Linked DNA regions of Homo sapiens: regions 2, 3 and 4 are each linked to region 1. A link is a contact called in ENCODE Hi-C or POLR2A ChIA-PET data. All regions are on one chromosome and are shown on one strand. Each heading gives the region's core, a stretch centred on a gene start or an enhancer-like site at or near the end of the contact. The rest is flanking DNA. Distances are from core to core; before and after follow the strand shown. Region 1 holds the start of DUSP6 (dual specificity phosphatase 6). Region 2 holds the start of SOCS2-AS1 (SOCS2 antisense RNA 1). Region 3 holds the start of UBE2N (ubiquitin conjugating enzyme E2 N). Region 4 holds the start of NUDT4 (nudix hydrolase 4).

Region 1 (2,841 bases), core at 141-2,640:
ACACCACAAGCATCCTACGAACCCCCTACATACAGAACCATCTATAAGAGAAACACACTTTAAATGTGCACCATCGGGAATGGAACGAACGGGCCCGCCTCGCCAGGGAACCCTTATTCGCTTGAATCCGGAAATAGACAAAATGGCAACTTTTTGGAATATTTTGAGAGCTAAGATGTGCCAATTTGCATCCCCAACAATCTCTCCCGTCCTGCAAATCTTAATTCAAAATCGAACGATAGAAAACAGGGTGATGGTGGAGGATGTTCTGGCTAAGAAGGCGCAGAACCCGTTAGAAAGAAACCGCCGGTACCCGCAGCCGGAAGCGAGTGGATTCTGAGCCGGCCCGGTTCTCTGGTGCGGAACGCGCGGTTCGCGGCCCCTACCTCGCCGGCTGCCGGTCCCTAGGCGGGCAGCGCGGCTCCGAAGCTCCAGCTGAGCGGAGCAGAGGTATTTTCAATCCACGCGCCCCGCCCGCAGCCCTGCGCCCCTAGCCCTGCCCCGCGCGCGGAGTTCCCTGGGCGCGTACCTTCCAGGTAGAACGCCCGGCAGCCCTCGTCCTTGAGCTTCTTGAGCAGCAGCCCGAGCACCGACTCGCCGCCCGTATTCTCGTTCCAGTCGCTGCTGCTCTCGTCGTAGAGCACCACTGTGTCGGTGCCACAGCGCCGGGTGAAGCGGTCCCGGTCCTCGCCGCGCGTGAAGAGCGCGCGCACCGGCAGGTTACCCTTCTGCAGGCGCCGCAGCATGATGCCCGGGATGGCCACGTTGATGGCCGACTCGATGTGCGACGACTCGTATAGCTCCTGCGGCCGGCAGTCCATCAGCAGCAGCCGCTCGTTGCCCAGCTCCAGCTGCTCGTTGAGCCACGCCACCGTCTTGCTGATCGCCATTTCCGACGCGAAGGGCACGGGTCTGAGCGTATCTATCATGGGGGTCGAGCTGCGGGAGAGGGCGGGGTGCCTACCAGACGCCCCTCGGGGCAGGCATAGGCCGAGCGCACCGCGCGCGAAGCTGCCGCTCTCGGAGCGGGGTTTAATTCCGCCTCGCCTTACCCAAGCCGAGGCTAGCGGTTGGGGCAGACGAGACAGAAGTAAAGCCGGAGGTTCTCTCTGCACCCAGCTGCAGCCGCTGGCTCTTAGTGTCAATGAATCTCTCTCAATGAAGCTGCCCAGATAGTTTTTGTTCCTCCCCAGTGAATGAAATCCAATTAATTCGGACTCCGTGCTACTGAGAGGGGAGGAAAAAAAGTCTAGCGGCTTCTAATCCCTCCCTCCAAGGCTGCACCTCAAATCTACCCGGGCGTCTTTCTCCCCGGATTATTTAAGACTCGATTTGCTATCTCTTGGACTCAGCCTCGCACACCCCCTGCGCGAGGCAGCTCCTCAATGGATACAAACAGCGAGCGTCTCAATGGATACATTCTCCGGGCCAGCCAATGAGCGTGCTGCGGAAGGGGCTGTTGCCGTGGGGACGGGCCGGCTGGAACAGGTTGTGTTGATGAATTGTTAATGAGTTTGTCATTCACAAAAACGGAAAGGAATTTCCGCTCCGGATAAGCCCCAGTGCAAACAAGCTGCAACAGCGGGCTCGGCGGGAGGAAGGAGAAAGAAGGGGAGGCGGCAGCGGAGGAGGAGCAGGGCACATAAACCAGGGCACTTCAGTTGTCTCATGTTTCCTTCTGTTGAGAGTTCACACTTCGCGTCGGAACTTTTGCGCACCAATGGCGCAATTAGCATGCACAAAAGCCCTTGTTCGCGACGCTTGCGTTCGCGAGCTAGCTTTAGGAAAACTTGTGCTGACTTTTCGTTCTTTGTATTCCCTTCAAACTCATTTGGACCCAAGTTCGCCTTAACCCTCCCCTCCCCCAACCCCCCTTCTTTAGGCGGTGTGTGGCATTTGTTTGCCACTTTTAAAGGCCCAGCTCTGTTTGCTCTGATGTTCTTTTAGCCGAGGCTGTGTTGGGGCTGGTGAACTGACTGGGCTTTAGTGACCGATGAGGTGTTAAATGCTAATCCAACATATTTCGAAACAAACCAGGATTTTGTTGAAACATTTTAAAGCAAACAAACAAACGTCTGGTTGTGCAGAAAATCAGAAGAAAACCTTTTTTCTTAAAATAACATTTTATTTTCATTAAAACAATGTAGAGTGCAGAAACAAACTCTTAGGTCAGTCCAGTGCTTTTACTGTATTCCGCTCCGGCGGCGTGGGGAGTTACAAGCCATTGTTCGGGGGAATCTATATCTCTCCCCCCGCCCCACCACCACCATCGCCTGCTGGGAGGTCGCGCTGGTTAATGATTTCTGGGCAAGGAGCTCGGCTTCTGACGGGGGAGCCGGTCTGGCGGGGCTGCCTGAGCGAGGTGTGCTGGGACGCGCCGGGCCGGGCCAGCAGTCCCCGCCATGGGCGAGGCGTGAGGAAGTCCTCCCGCAAGACCTGCAGGCTGCGGGGGCTCGGCAGGGGGGCTCGACGATTGGTTACAGTTGGCAGGGAGGCATGTCAGAGGGGGCCTCCCCAGCCCTCTCCTGCCGCCGCCTCCTCCCTTTGTCCAGCGCCGGGCACTCCGGGGAGCACCAGCCGCGCCTGCGCGCTGCGCTCCCTGCCACCGCCCCGCCGTCCCCGTCTCCCCGCTTGGGCACGGGGCTGTGCGCGACGCAGTGGACGGGTGCGGGGCTCAGCGAGGGACTCCCGGGTCCATAGAGATCTGGGGAGGGTGGGGGGAGCAAGGACGAGTGCCTGCCGGGACCCCCCTGGCTCCTCGCTCCCAAGGAGTCGAGGGGAACGTCTCTACCGCGCTGCAAAGCCAGCAGGTAACTTTGGGGAGGTGCGGGCCAGGCCAGC
Region 2 (2,841 bases), core at 200-2,699, 4.2 Mb after region 1:
TTTCTTTTAAAAAGTAGGTCACATTTCAAGTAGGTCATATTTCGGGGGCGGGTGCGCAGACAAGGAGATGAGTTTCCACTAAGGCCAGGGGGCCTCCAACGGGGTTGGAGGTGAGAATCCCAGGTAGGGTAGAGGTGCCGAGATCCTTCCGAATCCCAGCCCTGGGGCGTCAGCCCTGCAGGGAATGGCAGAGACACTCTCCGGACTGAGGGAACCGAGGCCAGTCACCAAGCCCCTTCCGGGCGCGCAGGTAAGGGCGCCCCCTTAGCAGCCGGCGCAGGTGACCCGGGCGGGCCGCCGGGTCTACCGGAGACGTTGGAGCAGAGGGGAGGAGGAAGGGAGGAGCCGGGTGGGTGCGGGTGACAAGGAGCCGGAGCGCCAGGGGGAGGGGACTAAGGACGGCCGGCGCCGCTTAAGGAGGCGCTGCTCTCCCGCTCGCTGCCTTCCAGGACCTGATCAAGGGGACCGCCTCCGGTCCCCGGCCGTGGGCACCGGGACGAGCACGGCGTCCCCACGCCATCGATGTGTCTTAGAGCCGGAGAGTCTGGTTTCCGAGGACCCACAGTCGCTCCTGCACGCCCACCCCCCGCAAAAGTGCGGCCAGGAGGGTCGCATCGAGGGGGCGCCGCCGGGATGTTTAGAGGAACCCACCCCCGTGGCAGGCCAAGGGCCAAGGATCGCTATCCTTCCCTGAACCCGGGCGCTCAGCTGGCCCGGGTAGGGGGCAGGCTCCGGCCGCCGAAACGGGGTTGGCTGTAGCCGGTGGCCGGGGAGATCTCTAGCTTGCGCCCGAGCACCCCGGGGTGTGGGGCCAGAGGCAGGCCGACCCCGGCGTGCACACCGCCCGCCCTGCACCCGAGCGCTCTCACCCGGTCTTCCCTGAAGCCTGTGTATTGCGACCGAGCCTCTTTAAAGCAGTAGCGGGGCCCGCGGTCACGTGAGGCCGATTCCTGGAAAGTTCCTGGAAAGCCGCCTCCGCAGCAGCCGGGCGGGGCGCGAGCGGAGCGCTGACTGGGGAGGGAGGCGGGGAGCAAGGGAGGCGCGTCGGTCTGGGAAGTCGCGCGCACTCGCTGCTCCTGGGACCGACGTTTAACTCTTGCCAAGTCTCGTCGCAGCCGCCGCGGCTGGCGGGCCTTGGGCTTCCCCTGAAGCATGAGCCCTCTCGCCCGCAGCCACCCTCACCGCGTGGCCCGCGGACAGTGCGCGCCGGGGTCCCGGGTGCACAGCCTCAGGATACCCCGTGCCCGCAGCTCGGGCGCCCGCGGCAGGTACCGGTAGTGGGGGAAGCCCGAAGGCTCCGCCCCGAGGAGAGTTACCGGGGAGGGCGGCGAGGCGCGGCCGCGTGCGCCGGGGAGCGGCGGACGGCCTGGGCTTCCGCAGCTCGGAGCGCCGGGGAAGAGAGAGTCCGAACCGCGGCTCTGCCCCGCGGCCTAGCGTTGCTGCCTGCTTTCTCCAGCCCCTTCTCGGCGTCTGGAAGTGTCTGGAGTTTCTTTTTTTTATTTCCCCTAAACTGCCATTCAAATTAATAATCCTCCTAATAACCTGATCTCCCGCTCCTCCCCACCGGCCTGCCTCCCGCCCTCGCTCCTTCCTCCCTCCCTCCCTCTCTCCTTCCCACCTCCAGGGTCGCAGCCGGAGGGAAACCCGGCAGCAGTCCGAGAGTGGAGGTGTCCCAGCCCGTAGGGGGCGTCGCCGCGCGGTGGGGGATGGGGTCGAGGCAATGATCCTCGAGGCTTTTGTGTGCCCTCTGCGCACGGAACTCCGACCGCCGCCTCCGAGCGCGGGGCTGGTTGCATCCCCGGGCATCTCGTTCCCAAATTAAACGTTAACGGGGGAAACAAGGGCAGACGCCCCTCCTCTCCCGGGCCCCTCCCACCTCCCCTTTTCCCCCCACCCCCCCGCCCCATGTCCGCTGAGGAGGCTGCCTGGTGCGGAGGCGGCGGCGGCGGCCGCGGCCGAGGTCGAGGTAAGAGCGCGGCGTTGGTGGTTTGCATTTTCCGCAGCGCTCGCGACCGCCCGCTCGGCCCCGGCCTCGCCTCGGAGCCCCGCGAGGGCTGCGCGCTCGGGCCGATTCCTCGACAGCGCCCGCGGCGGCGAGAACCACCGCAGCCATCCTGGTCCGGGAGCGACCGCCGCGGCACCCCCAACCCCGCCAGAGCGGGCACCAGGAAGCGGGGGGAGGGGAGCGAGGAGCCTCCCGGGCGGAGATGCGGCAGCTCCCGCACCTCCGCACCCCGGGTTGGTGCCTCGGGGCCCCGCAGCGCTTTAGGGCGGAGAACCAAGTTTGTGTGGGTGCTTCTTCCTGGGGGCCCTCGGGCTGCGCCAGGTGTGAGACCGGAATGCCAATTTGGGGAATCTCTCCTGTTCTTTCCTTTTTAATTTTTTCTACTTGTCCTTGACAAGGGCCTATTCCCACTGGATCTGCAGGTGACTATTTGCTCTTCCTAGGTCGCCAGTCTTTGATTTCAGCTAGTGACCCTGGGCGGGAAGACACCCTGTTCACCCTCCTCCTGACCTCCGCCCCCCACCTCTTCAGCCAACTTTATCTTGGATCTCTGCTCTCTTTATCTTTTCTCTAGAGCTGGGCCAGGGCGCTAACTGGAAGCTTGGGGTTAAATGGTGCAGGAACGTAGAGGCGGAGGAGTCCCTGGGATTTTCCACGTCTATTTCCCCACCCCCACCCCAGCCGCAGGGGTCCAGTTTGGACTGACCCAACCTCCCGCTTTCTCTTTGTAGGCGATCAGTGGGTGACCGCGGCTGCGAGGGACTTTGTCATCCGTCCTCCAGGATCTGGGGAGAAAGAGCCCCATCCCTTCTCTCTCTGCCACCATTTCGGACACC
Region 3 (2,841 bases), core at 249-2,748, 4.1 Mb after region 1:
ACCATACAAAAACGTCTTATTTCTCTACATCAGCACCCTTAGGTCAGTGACATCTCCCTCATCTCAGATATATTTAAATGCAATTGGATGAAGCAGTATACAGTACATCATCCTCGAAGCCTAACAGGTCTTCCACTTAGTATGCATCTCCCCACAGATTTCACAAGAATGAGCAAGATTAACATACACGTTCACCAGGTTATATCAAGCAAAATGATGCTGCAATTGAGTCACTTTAACTGGCGCATTTAGTCACATAAATGTGCAACTAATTTCCTTCATAAAAACCGACACAAAAATTTAAGGTTTAGTTGTTGTGATGACAAGGAATATCTCACGTCTGAAGACTTGTCGATATTTCCTTAAGACTTTACAAAATCAAAGAATCGAAAATGTCATGGTTCCATACATACTTGTCAAAACACAGTATTCATAAACAGCCAATTAATAATTAAAACGCACAAAATTGAGGGGCAAAAGATTTCACGAGATCCCCCACAGAGGCCAAGGTAGGAAGATCTCTGAAGCCAGGAGTTTTGGAAGCCGCCTGGGCACTATAGCGAGGCCTCATATCTACGAAAAAGAGAGGAGAGGAGAGAAGAGGAGAGAGAAAGAGAATCCCCCATAACTGCGGCCCTCCCCCAGCCTTGTGTTAAAACTATTTCCTCGGAACAGCTCTGAAAGAGTTTGCCAACCAGAGTAAAATCACTTCGCAGAGATAAACGAGCGGAAACGTATTCAGAAGAGAGAGATCGCGGAAGCAAGGGCAGCGGGGCGCGGGGCCCCCACGTCCCGGGACCCAGGCAGCCGCGGCAACCAGGGGCGAGCATGTGCTGACCGCGGCAGGACGCGCGGGCCTCCCAGAGCCACTTCCCGGGGCGCAGGGCCCCGCCCGGCCTGACCCTCCCGGTTCATTCATTCTGCACCCGCGGTTGCCGCACCTCCGCGGCCCCGTCGGGGCGGAGAAGAGGGGCTTGGCTGCCGAGGGACCTTGTCGGGCCACAATCCCCACCAGGCGCCCGAGCCCCGCCGCGATTCCCGCGCGCCCGCGGCCTCCGGCGGGGGGGTGGTCTCAGAAGCTATGGAGGCCCGCGCCCAAGCCCAGAGACCCCCAGCCTTGCCGCCCCACCCTCCGCCGGGGCGTGGGACAGCACTCCCTGGCCCGCCGGGCAGCCGCCTGGAAGCCCCGGGTCCCCGCTGTCCGGCTGCCCCGCCGCGGCCGGAAGTCTCCCCGGCGCCCCCTCCTCAGCACCCGACTTCCCTCGCCGCCGCGGCCAACCCCTCTCCGCGCCGCCTCGGGCCTCCCAGAGCGGGCCGCGGGCCGAAGGAGGCGAGAGGCCGCGCTGCCTGCCCAGCTGAGCCGACGAGAGCAGAGCGAAGAGCTGGAGGCCGGCCTGGGCGGTTACCTTGATGATCCTGCGGGGCAGCCCGGCCATCTTGTCAGAACCCGAGTTCGGCCTCTGGTCTCGTCTCCGGCTCCTCTCGCCTCACGCACGAGTGGAAGTCCCGGGCTCCACTTCCGGGGGACGTTGCCGCGCCCGTCGCCGCAGCCGCCGCCGAGGCCCCTCGGGAAATGTAGTCCCTGCTCGGGCGCGGGCTCGGGCACGGGCGGGCTTCCCTCCGACCTGGCCCCCTCCCCCGTGCGCCCCGCCCCAACCGCTGCCGGGGATGGCGGAAGTGACGCTCTGTTGCGGGGCAGGGACTTGGGACAGGCCGCGAGGGGAGGCGCGGGGCTCTGGCGCTCGTGGCCGAGCCTGCCCGCGACGGTGGTACGGCACGACCCGCGCGCGACTGCGCGCGCGTCTCTCTTAACCGTGGCCACGCCCGCGCCGGTGGACGACGTAACAGAGGCCTGGCCTACGACGTATCCCATTCATTCATTCACGCGTTCGTTCTTTCAGCTCACGCGTTCGTTCTTTCAGCTCAGCCTGCATTGCGCGCGTTCCCTGCTGGCTCTGCAGTGAACGACTGAGGTGGGGCTCATCGTCTTGCTCCTTCCTCAAAGGGAGGGCAAGACCGAAACTCGGTGGCAAAGCTCTGACTGGGGGTCTCTCCAGTTACTCACACGCTGTTGGGGGAGTTTTGATGTTTAAATTGTATAAATCGGACCTCTGACACGCCCCTAGGCCCAGGGTAGGCTGAAGGAAAAGGGTTTGGAGCGAGTTGGAGGCGGGAAGAATGGTTCTGAACGCCTAGACCTAAAGGTTGAGACTCAGAATTGTTAACAGGACGAATGACCAAGGAGAGGTTTAAAGAACCCAGAGTAATCCGTAAAGCAGAGATTACCTATAGAGTGCGAGGTCCTATGAGAGAATTAGAGTGGGGGTGCCCGAAAATTGAATTGTTGGGGAAGCGTTTTATCCTGATGACGGATGGTTTGCTGTGTGATGGACTGTTTGCAAGCACTTTACTTCATCTTCACAGCAATCGTGAGGAGGTGTTGTTTCCATTTTACAAATGAGGCTTAGATAGTTAACCTTTTCCAAGGAGCTGTTTTGTCCCCAGGCAGATCCGCCAAGACCTGGCCCTTAACTACTTAACCACAGTGTTTCCTAGCACACTAACAGACAGTAGATGGTGAATAAATGAAGACAAGACTGACCGTGCCTTCCAGGAACTTAGATTCCAATGGAGAAGAGAGACCAGTAAACAATTAGTTACAATCCAATGTGTTAAGGGCTGTCTGTAATACAGGTTCCTCCAAGGTGCTATTTTAGCAGAGAGGCATTAACTGCTTGAGAACTCAGGGAAGCCTTCTTAAATAAGTGAAGTCCTCAATGATGAGTAAGAACCTACCTGACCTTGTAGGGAAGAGTATGCCAAGCATAGGAAATGGCCTGT
Region 4 (2,841 bases), core at 232-2,731, 4.0 Mb after region 1:
GTTAGATGCAGCAGTCCCAAATCTAAAGGAGGTTGGAGACTAGAAAGACCAGTGCCTGCTCTGAGCTCTCCAGTGGTCCCCAGCCTCTCAGTCAGGCCTCACAGGCCCCTCTGCCAGAGGCGGAACCAGCTTGCCTCCGCTCTGCAGCCACACTGGCCTTTTCTTTCATTTCTGAGAACTCTCCTCACTCCCTCCCACTTTGGGCTCTGCAGAAATCCCAGTTCCCTTTGCCTTGAAAGCTCTTGGTCAATTTAGCTCCTCCTCCTTCAGCCCTCAGCTCCTGCCTTGCTGCCCCAATAATCTTTTTCTGACTGCAGATCTGGTCAAATCTTTGTCTGAAACCTTAGAGCCCATTACATTTGTAGTTTTACGTGTACACGTGTGATCATTTAATATTTGACGGTGTGCTCTCAGGTGCCTACGCTCCTGGAGAGGCAGGGGCTGACTGGTTTTGTTAGATGCCAGTGCCTGACACACAATAGGCCCTCAAGGGGTGAAAAACCAACCAACCAAGTCAGGACCCAAGCAACCTGGGCCTCTGTGGAAGGGCAGAATGGCCTGAGTTTGGGTTTCTCGAGCTACCTTAAGATCAGGCCTCCTGGCTCCTATCTTAGCCCTTCTAACACTCTGAAGTGTAGAGGTTGTTTGTTCCAAGTCCCCAAGGTACTGTAAGCTCCCAGATAGCAGAAATCCCATTATATTTTAGTGCTGTGGCCCCAGCATCCAGCTGCGCTGTTACTTAGCATGAGATCCACATGAAAACCATTTCGCAACTATTAGCCATTGCCAGTATTAATACTTTCCGGAAGGTGGCACAAAGTGGGGGATGTTATAGACAGCTTCAAAGAAACGTTTAAGCTAGAGTTGACTCTTTAAATAATACAAGCCATCCCCAACCAAAGATTAAAAATTTAAATACAAAAAAAAAAAAAGGAAATTTGCCTACCCCCCATTTGTGAAAACAAAGAAAAAAAAAACAGTTAACGTCTTAACTTTTCTAGGCCTTCACTCTCGCCTCTCCCCGCGCTACAAGGGCGAATTCTGGACGTATCTACACAGTCACCGCGGAGTCTGCAATCGCCGCGACGTCCCCTGGCATTTCTTGGCCAGGCTGCAACTTTGGTGACGGTGTATGTAGTTACATCCCCTGTAGTGCAGCTGGTATTTAGGGTCCTCATTGGCAAAGTTGAGGGTATAAGCAGGGAGGGAGGGGACCTTGGCTTCTTTCCATTCACTGGCATGTTTTCGGGGCACGGTCATCCCACGCTGGGCTCCAGCGCCAGTCCCAAGGCCTCGCCGAACTCCAGCCCGGGAGTGCGCGCGGCCCCGCCCACCGGGCGGCCGAGGTCCCGCCCCTACCTCCCCCGCCACACCTACCCACCCACCCCATTGCAATGGTCTCTGCACGCAGGCGCAGTGGCGCGCGGGGGAGGCGGGGCGCATGTGGGCTTCATTTAAACAGAGCAGAGGGGGCGGCGCGCGGTCGCCGCGGTGCTGCTGCTCAGTGGGAGCGGGTCTTCGCAACTGTCTCCGCGTGGCGCGCGCCTCTAGCCGCCCTTCCCCTGGCGGCTACGGCCGGAGGGAGCGGAGGCGAGCGGGAGTCGGGCTCCATGGAGAGCGGCGGACAACTGGGCAGAGGCGGAGCTTTCATCTCGGCACCCTGGTTCCAGTGACCCGCGCTAGCGTCCCGTCCCGCCCGCGTCGGAGCGGCCGCCGGCCCCGGGACTGACCGGCCTCGCCGCACCTCCCGCACCGACTAGCGCTCCCGGGCGCTCCTGCGCCCGACTCGCCCTCGCCCCCACTCCCCGGCGGGGTGGCGGCGGCCGGGCCCCCACGGCGGCGGCCGGAGCAGCAGCAGCAGCAGCAGGAGCCCGCCTCTATGATGAAGTTCAAGCCCAACCAGACGCGGACCTACGACCGCGAGGGCTTCAAGAAGCGGGCGGCGTGCCTGTGCTTCCGGAGCGAGCAGGAGGACGAGGTAGGGCGCCCGGCGCCGCACGCTGCCCTCCGGGGCGCCGGGGTCTAGGGCCCGGGTGCTTCCCCTCGCTCCCCGCCCCTGCGCAGGCTGCGGGGCTGGGAGGGATTAGCCCCCTTCCTCCCTCCCTCCTTTCCTCCCTCACTCCTTTCCTCCCTCACTTCTTCCTTCCTTTCTCTGGGCTGATAGATGAGACAAAGGGGGCTCGCCCAGCCCCAGTTTCTCCATCTGGGCACTCGAGAAGGCGCCTGGTCCCCGGGAAGGTCCCGGGCCGCGTAAGTCTCGCCTAGCGGGAGTCACCATCTTAACGTGCGAATTGAGTTGAAAGCCGGATAAACCTCGAGTGCTCAGCGAGAGGAGGGTGGAAATGGCGTGAGTGTTGCAGCAGAGCCCTTGTGCCTCTTTTACATATTTTCCTTCCATGTTACAGCCGTTTGCGGTCTCGGATTCGATCTAAGCATGTTTGTGGAGTAACAGACAGTCCTCGTGCTTGGAATTGAGTCTAGTCTTGGCAATTCTTGTGGGTCCATGAACCCGCAAGCTGTTGGCATAATTATGCCTCATTTTTAAAACGGCCTTCCCTTCTTAAAGTTTTCTGACTGCAGAAAAATGGTTAGTGAAAAATGTGGAATAATGCCAAAAGGGAGACGATGGACTAGAGATGGGCAAAGCTGCCATTTTCAGACAGTAATCTCCAGCTCTCAGCTTATGTATAAAGGGTTCTTTGCTGTCTGGCTTGACATCTGGAAAGGAGTAGCCTTTCTCGTTCTCAGAGCAGTCGTTCTTGGATAATTTACCCATCTGCATTGGGCTGAGAATGAGACCCTTGGGGTTTCCCTGGAGAGCGATTTTTACTTAATTCAGTA

What was found. A loop is a pair of places that touch in the nucleus more often than their neighbours do. ChIA-PET counts read pairs that join two places held with the same protein, here RNA polymerase II (POLR2A). Pooled maps may share reads with other maps.
Region 2: a loop to region 1 is called in a map of naive thymus-derived CD4-positive, alpha-beta T cell, with 12 times the contacts of the local background. The contact joins the promoter of SOCS2-AS1 here to the promoter of DUSP6 in region 1. A Hi-C loop is called at or near these places in 1 of 168 maps with a recorded cell type or tissue (naive thymus-derived CD4-positive, alpha-beta T cell) and 8 of 50 pooled maps. POLR2A ChIA-PET finds 5 or more read pairs at or near these places in 1 of 52 experiments (activated CD4-positive, alpha-beta T cell).
Region 3: a map of B cell shows a loop between it and region 1 (9-fold over the local background). The contact joins the promoter of UBE2N here to the promoter of DUSP6 in region 1. A Hi-C loop is called at or near these places in 2 of 168 maps with a recorded cell type or tissue (B cell and naive thymus-derived CD4-positive, alpha-beta T cell) and 7 of 50 pooled maps. POLR2A ChIA-PET finds 5 or more read pairs at or near these places in 1 of 52 experiments (Caco-2).
Region 4: a map of B cell shows a loop between it and region 1 (14-fold over the local background). The contact joins the promoter of NUDT4 here to the promoter of DUSP6 in region 1. A Hi-C loop is called at or near these places in 2 of 168 maps with a recorded cell type or tissue (B cell and naive thymus-derived CD4-positive, alpha-beta T cell) and 8 of 50 pooled maps.

The regions. Positions count from the first base shown.
Region 1 is chr12:89,351,111-89,353,951 of GRCh38, forward strand. DUSP6 (dual specificity phosphatase 6) reads right to left here and starts at 1,391. Exons shown (of 3, transcript NM_001946.4): 1 at 530-1,391. The coding sequence starts at 929. The region is part of intron 9 of POC1B-DUSP6 (POC1B-DUSP6 readthrough); the gene reads right to left. RefSeq lists an enhancer at 1-517 and a silencer at 2,337-2,646.
Region 2 is chr12:93,569,949-93,572,789 of GRCh38, forward strand. SOCS2-AS1 (SOCS2 antisense RNA 1) reads right to left here and starts at 1,450. Exons shown (of 4, transcript NR_038263.1): 1 at 1,317-1,450. SOCS2 (suppressor of cytokine signaling 2) reads left to right here and starts at 2,727. Exons shown (of 2, transcript NM_001270471.2): 1 at 2,727-2,841. RefSeq lists silencers at 494-543, 604-793, 1,164-1,443, 1,804-1,853, 1,864-2,173.
Region 3 is chr12:93,440,449-93,443,289 of GRCh38, forward strand. It overlaps UBE2N (ubiquitin conjugating enzyme E2 N), which reads right to left and starts at 1,499. Exons shown (of 4, transcript NM_003348.4): 1 at 1,407-1,499. The coding sequence starts at 1,436. RefSeq lists silencers at 715-834, 865-1,004, 1,155-1,364, 1,445-1,904 and an enhancer at 1,397-2,034.
Region 4 is chr12:93,376,444-93,379,284 of GRCh38, forward strand. It overlaps NUDT4 (nudix hydrolase 4), which reads left to right and starts at 1,482. Exons shown (of 5, transcript NM_019094.6): 1 at 1,482-1,978. The coding sequence starts at 1,880. LOC643339 (a long non-coding RNA gene) reads right to left here and starts at 1,293. Exons shown (of 5, transcript NR_040096.1): 1 at 994-1,293. RefSeq lists an enhancer at 1,078-2,017 and silencers at 1,254-1,593, 1,814-2,113.